Regions from separate parts of the Homo sapiens genome. Here region 1 is linked to region 2. The links are chromatin loops, found by intact Hi-C in ENCODE. Cell type or tissue: endothelial cell of umbilical vein. All regions are shown on one strand. Each heading gives the region's core, and the rest is flanking DNA. Links, peaks and the distances in the headings are about the cores only.

Region 1 (11,203 bases), core at 1,216-9,215, 170 kb after region 2:
CACACAGTTCCTAAAGGAGCATGTCTTACTGACATCACTGAATATAACAAGAGAATGGCCAAGATAATCTAGACATTTCCAAGCACCCCTTCATTCCTATGTTCACAATAATGAGTAGGACAACAAACTGAGTAGAAAAATAAAAATACATCTCACTGAAAATAGGAGAAGGAATTAAAATTTGGAAAAAAAAAGTGTCAGTTAAATCAGCATGATATGCATAAACTGCAAATGCCATCTGAGCCATAGGCTAAAGCTTATTTATGCCTATGATTTTCAAATTTTCATAACCCTATTTCTATAAACACTTGCTTTTAATAACAATAATGATAACATTAATAATGATACTAAAAAAAGGCACAAGCATTAAAAAACTACCTGGTGGCGGTCTTTGTATATATTATATCATATAGTCCTCACTCACTTCTAGAAGGATGATACTTTTATTATCTTTATTTTTTAAAGAGAACAAAATGAGTACAAAAAGATAAGTGTAATTTGTGCCAAATAAGTGAAGTGTGAGGATTCAAAAGTTGATCTATTTCAAAGACCATGCTAAGTTAGTATTTTAGAACTTTTTCTGTGCTTTCCTACAGGACAATAAGATATTTAAAGTGACATCTTATCTTCAAATATTTCTTAAAATTATTTTGAATTCGACATTATTTTAACCATAGTCTCAGCTACTTGGAAGGTTGAGGTGGTAGGATCACTTGAGCCTGTCAGGTTGAGGCTGCAGTGAGCTGTGTTCACGCCACTGCACTCCACCCTGAGTGACAAGGCAAGACCCTGACGAAGAAAAGAAAAAGGAAAAGAAAGAAAGAGAGAAAGAAAATAAAGAAAAAGGAAAGAAAATAAAGGAAGAAAGAGAGAAAGAAAGAGAGAGAGTGGAAGGAAGGAAGGAAGGAAGGAAGGAAGGAAGGAAGGAAGGAAGGAGGGAGGGAGGGAGGGAGGGAGGGAGGGAGGAAAGGAAAGGAAAGGAAAGGAAAGGAAAGGAAAGGAAAGGAAAGGAAAGGAAAGGAAAGGAAAGGAAAGGCACAGGGAGGGAGGGAAAGAGAAAGGGAGGAAGGGAGGAAGGAAGGAAAAGAAAAAAGAAAAGAAAAGAAAAGAAGATCCCATCAACGTAAGCAGAGGGCTTTGTGCTCCCTGGTATCCCCAGCACACAGTTGGTACAGAGTAGGTATGAATGAGCAAAGAGGTCAAAATATATGTGGCCTCTATTAAATTAAAGTCATGTATTTCATTCATATCTTACAAGAGCCATATTAGAAAGCTATAAACTAGAAATTATTAATTGTGATTTAAGAGACCTGTGATCTGTATAAATTTCAGAAATAGTCTTTGTTGAGATTAAAAAAACAGTAAGCATAAGTGGTTTCAGGAACAAATGAAAAGACTAGAAATATGAAGATGGTGAGATTCATATGTATATGAAAATGTCCACCTGTAGGCTGAGCTTCATCACTAACTGAGAAAAGAAGGAAAATTAAATTATTCAGGTTTGGAATTGTTTTTAATTCAGCAAAAAAACTTTTCCCGATATTGATAAAAATTATTCAGAATATCATATTTAAATATTTTGATAAAAGATTTTCTATTCTTGCCAGCAATTATAAGTTTATTTTCTTCTTTCACAAATCATTACCTGACTATGTCCTTGGTTTTAGTATAAAACTGGAGCCAAATAACAGTATTATAAGGAATATGACTCTGGCAACACATCTATCCCAAGGCAGAGGAAAACAAAACCTGATAGAATCACTGGTCTTGTAAGACATCCAGGCAAAGTTTCGCATAAACAGCTAAGCCACTGGAAGCACAGCCAAAAGGAACATTAACATCTTCGTAAGATTTTCACAAAGTTTCACTAATACTAGTCAATGGGGCTGCCATTCTTTCTGCTTTAGTAGCAGCAAGAAACACAAAATTGTATTAAGAAACATGTTTTCTGCAGCTGTCCAAGTTTTAACGGGTAAGAATGAGAAATTCAACTAAACTCAAATTCTGGGCTATACAGAAATAGAGAACTATAATTCTATGCTGTGAATTGATAACATGAAAAGGGAAGACTAAGTAAAGCAGTCCTTCAGGAGCAATGAAGGTCACCATAATAAGCCAATGTGGGGAAATGGTAATAGCCATAGCTTGTGTTGGAGTGTAGCTTGAAGGGGACTTTGGACTTTCACATACATTGTTATCCCTTTCCCACCTTAGCATACAAGGGGAATTAAGCCAGTGAGTAATCCAATTAGTCTCATCAACACTGGCTCCATGTGACTGGGGCGTTGGTATTCCCTAATCTCATGCCAATATCAGCTTGAGGAGAGTGGAGCACCTGAGAGTAAATGGCCAAAATCGGAGCTCTAAATGGATGAGCTGGAAGAAAGGTTCGCTCATTATTATATGAAATTATGAGATGCCTGTGATTTCTTTGGAGAGGCTATTCAAAAATACGTATAAAATAACATCAGTAATACACCTAATTCATAATTTAAAAGTATTAATTATTTCTGAAACAAACTTGGGCATACCTAGCCTACCTTTTTCTATATGACAAGACTCAAGATAACAGTCAATTATGTGACATTTAATTGCACTAAAGGTAGCAGTCTGATTAATGTGAAGAAATTTAAATCTTTCTTAGTAAACCATGAGTAGAATGACAAAACATCTTTCATTCAATATTTTTGAACGTATTTCAACTTATCCTTTCCTCAGTAAGTACCAATAATCTTCATTTGTAAAACAATTTTGCATTAGACAGGAATTTTTCTTACAGAGACATAAATAGTACCACTTGATAAATGGTACCACTTGTGTGCCATTTCTTAAAAAGCAATGATTTCAGTGCTGTGGAACAATAGTGATGGGCTTCCCTACTTCCCCCTCCTTTTTCTACTGACTGTGGCAAGGGATAAGAGAGAATAAAACACCTCATTTTTAATGCTATCATCATTCTCAATATGACCTAACTAGTAAAAACTGCAAAATCAGCAGTAGATGTAGACCTAGGGATTGTCTTTAAGAAGAGAGATGGAGATAGAACACACATGTGCTGCATCCAAGAAGCTGTCATTAGATTTCGGGATGAAGGTGGCTTTTGGCTACTGCTAAGTTCAACAGTTGCTACTGCCCCACTTTTGACTGGTTATCTACTTTAAAAGAAGTGATTTAGAGGATATTTTAAAGGGAACATTTACTGTGAAAAACACAGTCATAAATTTCAATTGAAAAAAAATGCATTAGGTGCCTACAATGTGCAAGACAGGGTGCTCATGAGAATGGTAAGTAGTTTTCTTCACTGCGTAGATTCTAGACACTCAATAAATATGAATACATGGATTGATTTGGCAGGTAAAGTTTGTAGGAATTCTTTTTTACTTTCTATGTGTTGTCAGTTTCTTGCTGTACAATTTTTACAGAAGATGGTCTGAAAAGCTTCCAAAATATGGATGAACTGAGCTTACAAAACCTAAATTATTCATAAAATATGACTGAAGTTTCACAGCTTAGAGGTTTAGTAGCACCTTCAGGTCATGGAGTTCCTGTTCAGTTTACCTTATAAAAAGTCTAAGACTGTATCTTTGGCTTAGTAAGTTAGAACTATATGGTAATGAACCCAGAATGCCCAAAGCCTGCTCTTTAAAGAACCCTAACCTGACAGTCTCACCAAAAAGGGATGTAACCTGTGCATTCAATTTTATTGTCACGTAGTTGTATTTTTTGTGCATTCAATTTTGAGAGATGAGGAGGAGGAAGAGGAGCATGATACTCTGTCAGTCACTGTATTCAGTCGCTTGCCTTATTTAATTATTATAAGAGCTCTATAAAGTAGAGACTATTAATATCTCATTTTACAGTTGAGGAAAAAAAGGCTCAGTGAGGCTAAATAACCTGCCTAGACATATGAGTGGTAGGGCCAGGATTCAGACTCAGGTGGTCTGGTCTATACAGTAAGGAGTCAGTTCGGTAGAATTGCAGCAGTGAAAAGCCATTGGACTTGAGACTAGTATCTGTCCTGATTGCTCTGCATTCCAGCGTTCCATTAAACTGAGTGATTTTGATGTGTCTTCATCTGTTTTTATCTATAAACTAAGAAAAATGGACTCTCGGCTACTTTTATTTGTTAATAGCCGTGCCAACCCTGAACTCGTGGGTATTTGTACATTCAGGTAGTAGTTGCGTCCCTATAAAAGCGACACAAACATCCTGTCTATAGATCCCTTTAGAAAATGTCAAACAAATAGTTTCCTTCCCAGCTTCCATGTCAAAACAGAGTATGTTTTATGTTTTACACCAAAGACAGGATCCGTGCCAAGTTTAAATTAAGAACAAAAGTCAAAGTAATGGTGCATCAGTTGTGGGTTTGGCAATGGTAAGAAAAGATAGCCTCAAAGAAAACTCATACCTTTTATGGAAACCAAATATTGACCACAATTGGCACACAGAAAAGCGCACAGACAAACAAAACTGCTGGATAAACAAATCAAAATTACATAGGAAGCTGACACCCATTCTTTACAGTGGAAAACCAAAGATAAAAATGAGTCACCAATTTTATATTCTTGGAAAGGAGAAATATTCACCCATCTGGTAATATGTTTTAAAAAATATCTCCCTGAAGACATCTAATATTTCCAATATTTTCTTAAATAACAAACCAAGAATAACTTCAATGTGTTAATGTCACAGAACAACTGCGTATAAGCTCGGTTATGAAAGAAAAAAACTTCAATTGAACAATGTGTAAATTGTATTGTGTAATTTAAGAATACAAAATGTATATGCTCACATTGATATAATGCTTCTAGATTATAAAGGAACAATGTATGTATTAGTCCATTCTCATGCTGCTAATAAAGACATAACTGAGACTGGTTAATTTATAAAGGAAAGAGGTTTAATTGATTCACAGTTAGGCATGGCTGGGGGGGCCTCAGGAAATTTACCATCATGGTAGAAAGGGAAGCAAACACGTCCTTCTTCACATGGTGGAAGGAAGGAAAGTGAGTGAGTAAAAGGGGGAAAAGTCCCTTATAAAAACATCAGATATTGTGAGAACTCACTATCATGAGAACAGCATGAGGGTAACCGCCCCCATTATTCAATTACCTCCCACCAGATCTCTCCCAAATGTAGTTACGAGAACTACAATTCAAATGAGATTTGGGCAGGGACACAGCCAAACCATATCAATGTGTATAGGTAGATATGCCTAGGCAGGGGTAGATACTGGATTTGAGGAGAAAAAGAAGTCCTTTCAAAGATAGCTCTACGAAAAGAGGCTACAAAGAGGCTAGTATTTTTGAAGTAGAAAAGCTCATAAGAGTATAACCCATTAGTCAACTTTTTTGTGCCTTTTATTATCCAGCGTATGTTTACCTTGTCCTGACCAACACCAAACTCAACTTTCATATGCCTAAAGGATTCTAAAGAAATAGGACCAGTTCATTCAAACTAAGATCTATGTGTTTGTGAAACTATACATAACAAAACCCTTTAGCCCAACTCGTTAATAAACAAAACAAAAAGAGAAAAAGAAAATTCTCACAGTTAGTTGTGAGACTGCAGGAATCTATAGCAAATAAGAATAAGTCTTGTAGCCAGAGGCACCCTCATTTTCAATTCTAAGCAAATTATAGTTTTAAAAACTGCCATTCTGTTAGTTCCTAAAAACTTTGAAAATTGATTATCACTTGCTGTGAGTGCTACATTCTGCCTTTCTTAAATTATTTTTTGCCAGATTTGGAATAAAATCTATATGAAAGTATTTATCTTTCCCTTTTTAATGCTAACAGCATGACTTGCCATATGCTATTGTATCACTTGTCACTGTATACCACAATTATTAAAATCCACTTCAGACTTTAAATGGAGCCCTGAGATCCATTTGCTTTACAAGGCCCAGAAAGCCAAACAAGACAGTCATGTCCTATATCCCTCCCAGCTCTGTACTTACCCAGGGTTATCTTTCATATTTCTTTCTTTTTACTTTTTTTTTTTTAGAGACAGGGTCTCACTCTATTGCTCAGGTTGGAGTGCAATGGCTATTCCCAGGCATGATTAGAGCGCACTGCAGACTCAAACTCCTGACCTCAAACAATCCTCCTACCTCAGCCTTCCAAGCAGCTAGGACTACAAGTGCAAGCCAACAGAGGTTATGTTCTGTTCTTGTATTTTTGTTGTTGTTGTTTTGAGATGGAGTCTTGCTCTGTCACCCAGGCTGGAGTGCAGTGGCGTGATCTCAGCTCACTGCAACCTCTGCCTCCCAGGTTCAAAAGATTCTCCTGCATCAGCCTCCGGAGTAGCTGGGACTACAGGCACCCACCACCATGCCTGGCTAATTTTTTGTATTTTTAGTAGAGATGGGGTTTCACCATATTAGCCAGGATGGTCTTGATCTCCTGACCTTGTGATCCACCTGCCTTGGCCTCCCAAAGTGCTGGGATTACAGGCGTAAGCCACCGCACCTAGCCAACAGAGGTTATCTTTACTCCTTCCCATAATTTTCATTTATACTGTATTAAAATAACTTGGCATCTTTGACTTTATTGAACTGCAGAATCACCTGAAATATATCTCTCTAGCAGCAGCTGCCCATGACTTCCCAGGGGACTCAAGTCTACTCCTTAAAGCTTTAACTTGAAAGAAAAGAACTCTAGCATCTGTTACATTGGTAAATCAAATATTTTAGAAAACACCTGGTCAGCCTCTTTTAGACCCACTCTGATATATACAGCGAGCACTCTCTTAAAATATGGCCCAAAGACAGCAGCACAACCTGCTGGATGTGGTCTAAATATCACAGAATGCAACAAGTGCATGACTTCTTTTGATCTTTACTGTATTGCTATTATGCCTAAGGTTTTTATTTTTATTTTTAGCAGGCACTTCATATTTCTGGCTCATATTAAACTTATAGACATTAAAAAAAGCCTAGCTGAACCTTTTCAAAAAATATTTGTTATCAAGCTATATCTTCACTATCTTAAATTGTCTAAATAGATTTTAAAACATATTTACATTTAAATTCAGTCCCATAATTTTGATGCAACCCATCAACTCAGCAGATTAACTTTGTGTATGGCCTTTCCCATCCATCATATTAATACTCATTTTCATCTTTTTCTCATCTGTAACATCTTTTATAACTTCATCTAAGTTTTAATATTTTTAAATTGTTCTAAATGTTAAGCCCCATTACAGGGCTGAACCCTACTAGGTTTGATCCCTGAATATCTCAACGTAACAGAATCGTTAGAAATGTGACATTGCCCTTCCATATATAATGATATTTCTTTTTCTGTTCATTGGACTCTGTTCTCATTAGAAATGTAGTTCATATGAAGTAGTCCTTTATCATGTCTGTCACTGTTGAACAATAACACATCTTTCCAGTAGTTCTGGGTAAAACTAAGGTGGGAGAATCTTTCTCACTTCACTTGGTGGCATGCATAGCTCATTTCCAACAACGTGGATGGTTTCTAGTATGAGTTTGTACATCACACTTACCTTTTTTTCTCCCGCTTTGCAGAAGTATAATTGACAAATAAAATTGTATACATTTAACATGTGTAATGTAACGATTTAATTCACATATATATTGTGAAATGATTATACAGTTAGACATCACCTCACCTAGTTGTCAATTTTACTTTTATTTTGTGGTGAGAACATTTAAGCTCTTTTCTCTTAGCAAGTTTCAAACACACAATACAATATCACTGACTAGAGTCACCATGCTGTACAGTAGATCTCTAGAACTTATTTATAACAGAAAGTGTGTACCCTTTGACCAACATCTCCCCATCTCCCCCAAGCCCTAGGCCCTGGTAACCACTATCCTACTCTTTAAGTTGGACTCTTGTAGACCCCACATCTAAGTGAGATTATTCAGTGTTTGTCTTTTCCTGCCTGATTTATTTCACTTAGCATCATGTCCTCAGTTTCATTTATGCTGTCACAAATGTTAGGATTTTCTTATTCATGGCTGAATAATATTCCATTGTATACATGTCCACCACATTTTCTTTATCCATTCATCCATCAACAGACACTGAGGTTGTTTTCATGTCTTGCCAGCATTCATCTTAATTTAAAAGTATAATGTAATTTAAAAGGGCAATTTGAATCTTATCCATAATCTTGAAAGCTTGATGTATACATTTATTTTTGTCATATAGAATAATGTAAATCTTGGATTTGACAGCAAGTAAATCAAACCACAGATGGAACATGCACAATGAATGTGGCAACCAAATTGCTCTAGCAGCTTTATAGAGGAACCACCATGACACTGAATGACTGATATAATTTTCCACCAAAAATCACAGATTGTATTTTATTATAAAATCACCAGTAGCAGGAGATAGCACTGGACCCTTCCAGAATGCTCTTCTATGATATCAAAATGAAGCACATATATACCATTGTTATATTCACATGCTACTTTCTGATTACTTTTGAAACATAATTATTAAGACTTAAAATCAATTTTTTTTATTTTTATTTTTTATTATACTTTAAGTTTTAGGGTACACGTGCACAACGTGCAGGTTTGTTACATATGTATACAGGTGCCATGTTGGTGTGCTGCACCCATTATCTCGTCATGTAACATTAGGTATATCTCCTAACGCTATCCCTCCCCCATCCCCCAACCCCACAACAGGCCCCAGAGTGTGATGTTCCCCTTCCTGTGTCCATGTGTTCTCATTGTTCAATTCCCACCTATGAGTGAGAACATGCAGTGTTTGGTTTTTTGTCTTTGCAATAGTTTGCTGAGAATGATGGTTTCCAGCTTCATCCATGTCCCCACAAAGGACATGAACTCATCATTTTTTATGGCTGCTTAGTATTCCATGGTGTATATGTGCCACATTTCCTTAATCCAGTCTATCATTGATGGACATTTGGGTTGGTTCCAAGTCTTTGCTATTGTGAATAGTGCCACAATAAACATGCATGTGCATGTGTCTTTATAGCAGCATGATTTATAGTCCTTTGGGTGTATACCCAGTAATGGGATGGCTGGGTCAAATGGTATTTCTAGTTCTACATCCCTGAGGAATCACCACACTGACTTCCACAATGGTTGAACTAGTTTACAGTCCCACCAACAGTGTAAAAGTGTACCTATTTCTCCACATCCTCTCCAGCACCTGTTGTTTCCTGACTTTTTAATGATCACCATTCTAACTGGTGTGAGATGGTATCTCATTGTGGTTTTGATTTGCATTTCTCTGATGGTCAGTGAAAAACAAACAACCCCATCAACAAGTGGATGAAGGATATGAACAGACACTTCTCAAAAGAAGACATTTATGCAGCCAAAAGACATGAAAAAATCAATGTTTTAATCTGGCAAACAGTAAAATTTATCTACTACACTATTTTTTAGACAAATTTCACAAAACATAAACAACAGACTCAAGATATCTATTGTTACGTAAATGTACATTATAATTCAATAAAATGTTTACTTAAAGTTAAGAAGAAAAAGAGTCCATATCAAATGTAGCAAGATACTATTTTCAAGGCCTAAAACATTTTAGGAGACCAAAATCATACCTGTCAAAGTGCAATTGAGTTTGACAAGTGTCCCTCTAATTTTTCATTTTTCTTTGCATTTTAATAACTATTGAGACTATATGACATGCAGCAGAACTAAGAAGTAGAAATAGTAACACAGGAAAAATAAGCCATTGTTTCATCTCTCCAAAGAAAGAGAGTAGCTGAAATGATATATGTAAGAAGAGAGTTCCCAGTTGGCTACTTCTTTGAATCACCTCAACTTCAAGGGCAGAGAAATATTCCTTCCTAATGTACTAGCTTTCTGTATTCAAAGTCATTGTGTCACTTTTTATCAGTAAATCCACTGTTCAGCTATATCAAATGTTATAATTACTTCCATTCCCTCAATCCTCCTTTCTCCATCTCTTCCTCCAAATAGAATGACATTTCTCAGAAGACAAAGATTATTTATTTAATTTCTACATAATTCTCATAGGGCCCAACACAGTATTAGTTATGTAATATAGTATACACATACATATATGCACACATATAGATGTACTTGTAGGTAGATTGAAAACAGCTCCTTAACATCCCAGTAGGCCAGGAAACCCATTTTTACAATGCCCTCATCACTGTTTATACGAAACAGGTGCAGCTTGTCTGTGTTGACTTCTGATGGGGATTTCCCACTAGTGTTTCTAGGCAACCACTTGTGGTTTTCATGTTAATACATTTGTGTATTGTCTAAGGCTGTTTTCACAGAGTACTGAGGAGTAATTGTGACAGAGACCATATGGTTTGCTAAGCCAAATATATTTACTATCTATCCCCGTGAGAAAATGTTTGCCAACTCCTGATGTAGGTAAAGTACACAGCTCAGAGTAGCCATCAGCCAATGGTAGAAACCATACTAGAGATTTTTTTTTTCTTTCGACTGCTATTTTAATACAGTTATTATTATCAGCTTGCTGACTGTGCATCAGGTTACCATAATTTACTACTGGATTATAGGATAGACATGTTCCTTTTTTTTTTTTTTTTTTACCTTAAGTCTTTAACCAATTTTGTGGGTCTGCCTGGATTTCTAGTCTGTTTTTATAGCTGAGCTTTCTTGACCCCTGTGCCATTTACCCAGATAAATCCCTGGTCTCCTATGCACTTGAGAGTTCACTGTTATTCCATTTATTTTGGAAGTGTATTCTTCTTTGTCCCTCTCTGTCAAGGACTACCAGAGGGTTACAAAGTCATGCTGATTGATTCAGAATACACATGTAACCTCAACGAGACCTCACTGTTGCTCACAAGCCTTTGATTCAGTCCTAATTGACTCCTTATTGCATTCTTCACCACAATTGACCCCAAGCTCTCTTACTGTCATAAAATGTCCTCAGTTTTCCTTCCCTCCCAAGATGCCTTCAACTCATCAAGGAGTATTTACTAAGCAGATGGTCCTGCTTCTTAATTTCCAGAGATTATGGTCCCGGGCATGATGTCTTACTATCTCCTTTCTCTCCCCCTGAATATCTGGTTATCTTCATATCCATGTGTCCTTACATTCAACCACATTTTCTAAGGCAATATGTTTTATCTGTGTTCATTGCTTACCCCCAGTCTTCCCCTAGGCAATCTGTCCTATCAATTGGTCTTTGCTCCTTCATCATTGTCTCTTTCAGTCACCAAACTGACT
Region 2 (11,203 bases), core at 1,569-9,568:
CAATAAAAAAGTGAGGCAATTATTAGCTCTATAGAAAAAAAACAACAAACTCTGTTTAAGAAAGAGACTTTAATCCTAGGCTAGTATTAGTCTGGTAGTGAATAATATTTACATGGGAACAATGAAAACAATATAGATTTCACTGAAAATTATAGTGTAAGTATATTGGGGGTAGTGCAGAGAAGAAGGGGGTTATAAAGAAGCAAAGTCCTTATATACCATCCCAAAAAGTCAATAGTCTCTAAATTTCATAAAGTAGGATATTAAAGCATATTACTTGGAAATACAAAAATAATCACCATAAGAAATTGCTAAATGGGTAGAAATTCATTCTTTTTGTTGGAGAGGAGCTAGGGATAGGACTGCTCTTGTTTGTTTACCTGTAGAACTTTACATGTTATTTTATTTTAATAGTCTAATAACAATGAAAATCATTCATTTAAAAATAAAGTTTATAGACCAGGCATGGTGGCTCATGCCTGTAATCCCAGCACTTTGGGAGGCCGAGGCAGGCATATAACTTGAGGTCAGGAGTTCAAGACCAGCCTGGCCAAAATGGTGAAACCTCATTGCTACTAAAAATACAAAAAAAAAAAAAAAAAAAAAATAGCTGGCCGTGGTGGCGGGTGCCTGTAATCTCAGCTACTTGGGAGGCTGCAGCAGGAGAATCGCTTGAACCAGGGAGGCAGAGGTTGCAATGAGCCGAGATCATGCTGCTGCACCATCTTAAAAGACTCCATCTTAAAAGAAAATAAAAATAAATAAGTAAATAAATAAATAAAAATAAGGTTATAAAAAGAGTCTGAGCGAAAGATGATGAGGTAGGGATACAGAAAACCAAAGGTGTGGGGATATAGAAAAGCCGTATTTACGGAGTAGAATCAGCAAGACTTGAAAGTGAAACAGATTTGACTCAAGGTGGATAAATTCAAATTTCTGGTTTGGATTAGCTAGATACTGGTGTCTCCCACTTAGTAGACACTCAATAAAGACTGGCTTATAGCTTATAGGGTCAATGACATGTCCCTGTCCGTGACGCAGCCAGAGCTATGCAATGTGGTGGCTTTGACAGGCTAATGGAATGGAACTCTAAAAATGGAACTCTAAAAATTGGTTTTTAGGTTTTAAGAAAATATACATATCTCCTAATTATTTTTTAAAACGGTTTGATTTTAGTTGCAAAGAATACAAGTCCTTAATTAATATATTAAAATCCTGGTATATCTAACATATTACTAATGATATATTTCATATGAAGAGATTAGCTGTCTTCAGACAAAATGAATAAACTACATTGATATGCATAAATATCATTATTACAGCATTTAACTTTTCAAGTACTCTGAGAGTTATTTCCTACCCAAACAGAGAATTCACCACAGCAGGCTACTGTACTTCTTTTGACCATAAAGCCAGATGGACAAATAATCAACATTGACCTCCTGAACTCTCTGGCACCTACCCCTACCCATCCCAGTGACACTTTGTTATGCAGATATCAAGTGCACCCTTTAACTCAATTTCAGATTTTATCAGAGCTGAAATTACATTAATATTTTCATTTGCAACTGCATTTATCTGTTTAAAATTGTAGCCACAATTCACTAGCTTAGAATCTAGTTACATATCTCTATTATTAGATTGGAAATAGGAAATTTTTAGATGAACAGAAATACAGGTAAGTTGATAGGAAAAGAAAGGGTAGGATTTACTATGCTAACTACAGTATGTTCTGATTTTTCTTTACATGCAGTTTTTTAATAGAGAAAAAAGCTGAGGCCATAACACAAACCATGTCATTCATAGTCAAATCAAACCTGCCAACATTTATTGAGCAGTACTGTGCTTGGCACCATGGGCAGTACCAACAAGGATAAGGCACATAAGTTTTTCGTTAATGAGGAAGGGAGGGAGGGGGTCGGGAACAGGTCAGACAATTTTGAAATCCTAGTAGGGGTTCTCTGCAATGATGACTGCCTCATCTTTCCTCCATCTCCCTTATCCTTTGGCATTCTAGCTACCTAGTTCGTGTCCAGATCATCATTGTGAGAACCCCTCGGCATTCATTTAAAGCCATATGTGTTGTTCTCTAATCTTTCTTGCTGTTCCAAATGTACTGAATACTTTGGAAACTGAGTCAGCATTTTCCTTCCCTCTCTCTCTTTTTTTTTTTTTTTTTTTTTGAGGCGGAGCCTAGCCCTGTCACCCAAGCTGGAGTGCAGTGGCGCAGTCTCGGCTCACTACAACCTCTACCTCCCTGATTCAAGCAATTCCCTCCCCTCAGTCTCCCGAGTAGCTGGGATTACAGGCGCACACCACCACGTCTGGCTAATTTTTGTGTATTTTTAGTAGAGATGGGGTTTCACCATGTTGGCCAGACTGGTCTCGAACTCCAGACTTCAGGCAATATGCTCACCTCAGCCTCCCAAAGTGCTGGGATTACAGGTATGAGTCACCGTGCACTTCCAGCATTTTCCTTCTCTAACCTTTAGTGATGCAGTCATACTGGGCAACCTCATGGTCAATACAGACAGTCAATCAAACACTCTGGCAGAAATAAAATACATAATGAAGAACCAGCTACCCGGTCTTAAATGCATGGGGCCTGACTAATGATCTTTTCTTCTACAAAAAATGATATGATATACATTTTTGAAAAAGGAGTTGGCTATTATAATTATAAGGCACAATCTGGTGGTAACTTAAATTTTATTTCACTTTAATTGCATTTCCACTGCTACCAGCAGTATGACAAGAAAGGGCTACATAACATTCTTTCTCCAAGATGTAGTGTCTACTAATAACAGTGTTGAGAGTAAGCACTATTTTAAATACTTTAAATAGTTTAACTCATTCAATCCTTAAAGCTCCCTAAGAGGAAGGTACCACTATTCCGTTTTTAAAGATGAAGATTCTAAAACAGAGAAGTGAAGTATTTTCCCAAGGTGGCAACAGTAAGTGCTACATAGAACCCATACTTTCTGTCTCAAGATTTATACTCTCAGCTCGTACAAAAGGAAATGTTTTATTTATGAGCCTTTCTTAACTCCAGCCTTCTACCTTATTTCTGTTACATCTTATGTCCATCTCAAAATATGGAGAAAAGTCTCCTTTATTTGACTGCTGCAACATCTAGTACTAACAGAGAGCTCCATGGGGAATTCATCTTAACAGTCTGTGAAGTCTAATAATGCTGGTGACAATATTAGCTAAAATCTAAATATTAATACCACACAGTATGTTTTAAAAAACAGTTATGAAAACAGTCCATCTCTACCCTTTTCTAAGAAAACAAGTGAGAATACTTGAGATTCTTTTAACTTCTTCTTGTATCAGTCTGATAAATTGATGTAAATTGTGCAAGTACATTCAAAGTAAAATCAGCTACCATCCTCCAAAGACCAAGTAACATGCTATAAATATGCATAAGAAAATACTGTTAATAAAACACAAAGTTAAAAGAGAATAAATTCCGTTTAAGCCTTAGCAGTTCAGAGTTTCCAGGCTTCTGACCTGAGCATTTCTCCTTACTTTCCAACAATTAACAGAGAAAAATTGACTGATGGAAAGATTGGTTTAGCGTAGACCGTAGTTCTCAAAATGCAGGTTCTTGACCAATGCATCAGAATCATCTAGGAACTTGTTACAAATGCAACTTACCAGGCCCCATCCTAGATCTATTGAATCCGAGACTGGTAGTGGGGCCCAACAAATGAATTTTAAAAAGTCTGCCAGGTGATTCTGAACTGTGTTAATGTTTGAGAACCTCTGGCGTGGATGGAATGCTGTTCACAAATTACAAGAGATTTAATTCTAATACCTTAAACTGTCTTTCAATGTAAAGAATATAGTATTTTAATGTAAGTGAAAAGTAATAAAACAGCCATGGCATATCTATATCTATATCTATCTATGTATCTATCTATGTATGTATGTATCTATCTATCTATATCTTCCCTTACCTCCCAAGCCTCTCTTGCTAGGAAGAAATGCTTTGTAAAAAGAAGCTTGGGAGGTAAGGGAAGGTAAGATGCATAAGGTAAGGTAAGCATTGCCTACAACAATCCTCCTTGCAAAGCATTCATTCCTATGTTTTAAATACTTTAAATTGTTAGTGACAAAGATAGATATCTACCTCAAAGGTGTTTCAAGATAGGTTATAATTAATTAATTAATTAATTTAGAAAGAAGTGGCCAAGGGATTGTTTACGTTCACTTAGGCTAAAAACATAGAACTTGGAAGCTGAGAGAGAACACTCTGCCTGCTGTGTTTAAGAGCCTCTGTGAAAAGTAATGGAAATAAAAATGCAGTGCACAGGGAGTACTAATCCAGCCATCAGTTGACAGGGAGCAATAGAGAAATTTCCAGGAAAAAGTAAGCAACTTTCAAAAAATATTTGTTTTTTCAACAACTTTCTTTCCTTCTTTTTACATCAACTCTAAGCAAATATTAGACTACTTGGAAGATTCTGTTGATCCCCACTAGAGGGCATCCTATTTTCATAAATACCTGAAAATTTTAAAACTACAATAAATTATAGCAAAACATATTGGTGAGATCTGTCATCTAGTTTGCTATTTGCTAAGGACACTTTGATGGTTTCATTTTGTATTCCACTCATACACAATTATGTATCAGCTTTCTGCAGTTGGTGTCTCTCCAGTGACATGCTGTAGCTCCACATCACCACGGGTAGGAGCTAGATCCACATACCTGCAAGACCATCGGCTAACAGTGGCTGCTGCTGCGTAGCCTTGTCAAACCGCAAAGCGATGCTGCTCAAATAATGAGCCAACCACATGACCACTAAGAGAGCATGGAGACTTAGAAGTCATAGCATTAACAGCCACCCTAAACCTCCCCCCGCCTTTTCATCCTAAAATCCTTTCATTTGTAATGCACCACAATTGCTGGAATGCACAATTGTTAAAATGCTAAGGATTCCATTTGAATCTCTTACAAATTATTGGAATATATTAGCTAAAGGAAAATAAAAATAAAAACAGAAAACATGCAGACTGCTCACTATATGAACTTATACGGTTTATATACAAATATAAGATAATGAATAAAAGTCAAAGATTTTAAATTAGCCCCAAATTTCAAATTCAAGCCTCTAAACCAAATTTTAGAAAATTTCCCTTCTTATAAACCTATTCCTATGATTAAAGTTGACCTTCAAAATATATGTGAAATATGGTCTAAAACATTCATTCAACATGCAAGACACAAAAAGTAAAAATTCTCACTAGTTAGAGAAGCAGACATAAGTCAATCTTGTTTTTTTTCCCAACCTTTCACCCTCCCCATCATTCCCCCACCCTTCAAAAAAGTAAAGTTAAATTTTTGAAGGGTTTCAGAAGTGGAAAGTATGGAGCCTGGAGTCAGAAATTCTGGGCTTTCTTCCAAGTTCCACCACTAACTACTGGATCTTGAGTCTTGTCTTTCATGCTAGGATCATATCCTTATCTACCCTGCCTATCTCGTAGGATTATTGTGAGGATTAACTGTAATAGAAAACATGTGCAAAAGTAAAATGAGCTATACACTATAAGTCATCATTATTATAATCAATGGAATATGCTTACTCATGATTTACATTTAAAAACATATTCTCCCCAAACAAATGTGTAGTAATTTCAAATAACCATTGCACATGTCAATATTTAGATCGACTACTTTCTTTTTAATTGCATTGAGACACAGAAACTAATTTACTTTCATAGAATATCCTTATCTTGAATTTCTTCTTTGTCCATATCTGATGTATTACCTGATATATTACAAGGAACATTATACTTTAGATATCTATGTTGAAAATTAATGACTGTGCAAAAACTACTTTTTGTGAAGAGTTGACCCAAGCGGGGATACACTTCCAGCTGCCTCATGCCTGGAAGTCCCCCTACTGCCACCCCTCATGAGAGAACCTATTACATTTTCACTGTTCACCAAAATTTGTGCTCCACCTTCCATAGCATAAAATATTCTCTAGAAAGCAGCTTCTCACCAAGGACTTCATTTCCAGCTCTCCTCTCCTTGCATTTAGGTGGATAAAAATGGACTAGATATCACCAATGTAATAAGAGCTAAAGTATTATGCATCTCTTCCTACTCTAGCCCACAAAAATATACTCTAACCTATTCTTCGTTTTGCCCATGGGCCACCTGGGATATATCCAGGTAAAACAATGAGGCCACATAATGAAAATGTGTGTTTTCATTAGTCTGAGTTCTTGAGTGACTGTACATAACAAAGCATCTCAACTCCATACCCAACCCCCAGGAAACACTGTGGACTGCTGAAAGTCTACTGTGTACAGAGCCATTGAAATTCAGGAGTTTGTTAGAGCAGCTGGTTTTAATTTAAATTACAGAGATTCTCCTTGCAGCCAGACCCTTAGGAGAACAACTCCCTTATGTACAGGAATTCAATTACAACTCCTATAGAGAGCTAAAAATCCATTCCCCAAATCCCTATTTCCCTTGCAGAGATCATTGTGTTGTACCTACAGTTTTCTGGTTATCTTTTTACTAATTTAATAGCATCTTCTGAGCATATATTGTGGACTCTTCATCACTAGTAACTCCTCTCTTCCTTTTGAAGCTCTGAGCTTGATTTCCCAGCAGTTCCATTCATTTTTTACTGCTGATTCTGGGGTGGTAGTGTGAGCATTTGTTGGTCAAGTTTCCACTGCTGGGGTCCTTGGAACTTCATATAACCTTTTTTTTATTATTAAAATGAACTAGGTACTGAATGTATCTAATATTCTAATTTTGCTTTACAATTTACAAATAGGTCATTTTGTTTGTTATACTCATTTGAGGTATATACAGTAGATGTTACAGTCCTACTTTACAAATCTACAGAAGAGATGATACAGATTTAGGTGGGCTGTTCAAGAAAACTAACCATCATTTATGACATTATTTCTACATTAATGATGTTTCCAAATTTCAGTAAAATAGATTTTTTTAAAAATTTGGAAGATGATCACTTTCTAAATCTAGCTCTCTCTCTCCTATTTTAGCTCTGATATGTGTGTGTGAAATTAAATTCGATAGCTTAAAATATATTTAAAAACATAAGCAATGACTTTTAAATTCAAAATTCTTCACTATCATAATCAAGCTGGTAGAATACTGGAGCGATAGAAAATGTGCTTTTTATTTCTTAAATTGACTTTAGACTTACCACATACCACTATGACATTCCTTTATTCTCTTTTTATGTGAACTGATATTCCAAAAATGTAGTTTATATTAATTATAATATTTATAAATTGGAACTAAAACACCTAATGATAGGGAAATTGTTATTATCAAATTATGGTTTATTCACTCTTCAAAATGTTAAGTAGCCATCAAAAATAAAAATCGTGATACTTGTAGAGTAAAATGAAAAATATGATGCAAAAAAAAGTAGAATAGAAAACCATCTTAAGATGTACGTATAAAAATACTAGAAGCAAATTCAGGGTGTAATAGTATTTACAATAAGGGTGATCTGATTTCAGATATTGTTCTTTATAATTAAAAATGTTCTGGATTAATATATTACTCATAAAATTAAAATTGATTTCAAAGCATTACCTCATTGGTATTCTAAGGAAGTTAATGAGAACAGTTTAAGAGTATTTTTTGGTCTTCTAGAAAAACAAAGGTACAATGAGTCTTAGGATTCAAGTCAATAATAAAAACACTCATTATTATTCTCAAAGAGAGAACCACAAGTAACAAGAAGTTTCTGGTTGAGGAACACAGGCCGAGGGGACAAGAGTAAAGTCAATGCTGGACATAGGTGGGATCCTAAGCTGGAACAGTGGTCTGAAAGGGCAAGGCACTTTGGAGTGGCCTGTTCAGGTCCAGAATGTCTGAGCAACACCTCTGTAGGATAACAATGGAGTAGGGCACACAGGAATTGCAAAAGTCTTAATAAACACCCACGAGGGATTTTCCCAAAAATAGAGTAGTGGAGGTCAGAGAATAACTAAAAAATAAAGGGATCAGTCAAAAACCAAAACATTCACAAGAGCCCGAATGACCCGAAAAGCTGTTAGGAGATGGAAAAGAAGCGCTGGCCCTCCAAAAGTTCAAAAATTAAACAAACAAACAGACAAACAAATCAAAACAAAACCCAAAAAAACCTCTCTGGTTCACAGCTCAAAAATTTCAAAACACAGAGGCAGGGAACCATACCAAGGTAGCTATTTTGGCATCTTCTGGGCTAATATTTTTAATTGGAACTGGTGGCTAAATTGAAGTGTTTTCAGGGCTGACCAAGGAGGTAGCTTCTGCTACGCATATGACCAGGTCTTGCACTTCAAGTTCATTGACACAAAGATTCAGAGATAGAACTTTGATATAATTGCCACTGTTTCCACTAAGTCATAAAGGTTACCCTATACAGCATTCTCTGCCCATGTGCTGGGCACTTTACAGACCTTATTTCATTTATCCTCCAAAGGACCTTATGATATGGGCATTGTTATATTACACGTGAAACAATTGAAGCTCAGATTCATTGACTAATTTGCCCCAAGTCATTAAGTAGCAAGTCACAGAGCTAAGTTTAAAATTGCTTCTCTCTCTCTACAATACCCATACATTTTCAGTGGCACCATATTACCTTCTTTGTTGGTATAAAAAATAAAAAGAGAAACACTAAAATTTTTCAAGGTGTTTGGCCAAGTACTGCCTTGTATCCTCATAAAAATATATCATTTTAACCCTATCATTTCCACTAGATTTTTCATCTTTCACGTTAGAAATTGTAACTCTCATTTTAACTCCAAGGAAAAGGAATTTAGCTATGAGAAAACTTATCATAAGACAATCTTTCCCAAGTCGGTTCCAAACTGCAGTTCTTAACAACGGCATGATTTTCCTGCTCTAATATATTCATTTAATAATAGTCACAATTTGTTGGTTATTCCAGGCTGCCAACGTTTATGTAAGTATGGCTACTTCTCGGTTTCAGGATTTTTAAGTGAATGGTTCCTACCTTGGCTAATCCTTGTTCTTGAACATTTCTATGAATAATGAAAATAGAATTTTGAACTGCATCTCTATGACTTCATGAACTATTTCACAGTCGGTATTGCCTTAACTGAGGAACATTTATTAGTCTCAAAAATTCCAAGTTAAAATTTGAGTAAATATTAACATTTTTAGAATTTCATATCTTGAATATGCATATCCTCAGGCACTAGATTTATGATGACCAAAAGACGTTTCTCATTTTTTCCTCAAAATAGTTACCCTAGCTTTAAAGTTAAGCCTTTGACAAAGTCTGTTGAATATTTCACATACCACTAGACTTAAATTTCAGCTTCTCTACTGGCAGATGAGCCTTAAGAATAGGTATCCTTTTCGTTTTCTTATGATGAGATTGTTAGAAATCCAAATCTTCAAACACAGGTTCAAAATTCTCTAATTGAAAGTACCCACAGCCACTCTATTCCCTTTTGTGACAAGGATATGAACAAATAATTCATATGAATCCAAATGGTGACCTTGGAAAGTCTACTACTATCCGCATTCACAGGACGAATCAGTCATCAATCTGACATTATTTTCTGATAATATTTTCTTTCTCAAGACAAGAGGCATCTGCAGAGTAATTTTTTTTCGGATGACTTCCTTTTTTGTAACAAACATTGCTGGTTAACATTTGGACTCACACATGTGAATCAAGTGGAAAAAGATGACAAATATTCGCCTACATGAACCAGAAGGTGTTTGAGTATTGTACCTAAAAGTAAATTCAAAGGCTTGTACCTGTTTTTCTGATAATTCTAATTTTCAAAATATATATTTAGCTAAAAATGCATTTTAATTTTTCACAATAGCAAGTTAATTGTATTTCCAGAAAATTGTCATGAAGGGTTTTTTTGGTACTATAAAATTTATAAGTAAAAAGGTCAGATAGGACTTAATTCATCTTACAGTTTTGGGGCTTTTTGTTGTGTGTTTTTTAAATCTGACTTTTCCATTTTCTTCATGTCCAATTTTAAGCCACTGTTGAAACAAAATCCATTTTTTCAAACAAAATAAAACTGGTTAATTTTGATAAAGCAACTGAGAAAATTAAGTACAATATATAGCATGGTATTCTTTATTCAAATATTAATTATGGGATTTAGAGCACTAATTTTAATTATGGGGTTTAGAACACACTAATGTGACTCCTAAAACAACACATTAAAGAAGGTTTTATTGTTACTCTTATTTTACAGATGAGGAAACTACTATTTAAAGATACTAAGCAATTTGCTAAATGTCACACAGTAAAGAGTGCCAGAACCCGGATTATTAACCAAACTTAACAATCTCTAGAGTTCTTAACACCATGCTATATTTCACGTGCAGTTGATAAATATTGCTTCAATTAGTGGTAAGTTATAAACCTGCCAAATTACAGCATCATTTTCAAAACTAAAATATAAGTGATAATTCAGTCTTCTGGAGAAATCATGGGCTGTTCACTTCAAATTCCAATCTCAGAGCTCCCACAGTGACAAAAGGTCACCAAACAATCCAAGCGTGATTAAATTTTCAATAGGGTCAAATAAATAGTGTCCCTTTAAGAGCTAGAATTCTGTTAATCTGATCAACTATTAAGCAAAGGGAGTATAATTGCCATTGAGAGCAGTGTACATGCAGACTGTCTCAATGAAAGCATGCCTATTCTCATAAGGAAACAGATGTTTGCTAAATTAATATGAAGTACTTCGCCTTAAAGATATAAAGATGTCCTTCAATGGTTGCTAGGTAACATATTTGCGGTTAAGAAATAAGCTAAATTACAGACTTTGGAATACTTTTCTTACTTATGTATTTTAGTAAAATGGGGGATTAAGAAGTAGATAAATACCAAAGAAAATATCTTAATGTGACATGGTATCTTCCTTTCTAGCCCCATGTCCACAGATACGGAGTTGCAATTGTTACTGTGTGAGCATTTTCAGAAGTTAAGCTGGATACCCAACTCTTATATTCCAATGTAAGAATGTAGTAACATACAATTGAGCTTTCTGGTAAGGAAGTTCTAAATATATCAATTCACATAGGTTTCCTTCATTTGGTGGGACTAATGTGGAAATTCATGTGGATACCATGTCAAGATTTAACAAAGCAAAGAAATACTTGACCACACTTTGACCTTCACTTTAGATTAATTCATGATTAAGTGCCTGCTCT

The links. Peaks named below come from ENCODE experiments on the same cell type or tissue, not always from the same donor. Only the 100,000 strongest peaks of a DNase experiment are listed, where the experiment ranks them.
Region 1: it touches region 2 in a loop (5-fold over the local background); 2 of 110 quality-filtered maps call a loop at or near these places.

Annotation. Positions count from the first base shown.
Region 1 is chr12:77,745,345-77,756,547 of GRCh38, reverse strand. It overlaps a transcript of NAV3 not described here. Among named protein-coding and RNA genes, the nearest start is that of NAV3, 80 kb to the left of the region's middle. In endothelial cell of umbilical vein, for the core only: no CTCF peak of the experiment used is centred there; a DNase peak (open chromatin) is centred at 4,377; H3K27ac peaks cover 652 bases.
Region 2 is chr12:77,919,203-77,930,405 of GRCh38, reverse strand. All of the region lies in intron 1 of NAV3 (neuron navigator 3), which reads right to left. Among named protein-coding and RNA genes, the nearest start is that of NAV3, 94 kb to the right of the region's middle. In endothelial cell of umbilical vein, for the core only: CTCF peaks have their summits at 4,459 (motif pointing right) and 4,661; a DNase peak (open chromatin) is centred at 4,645.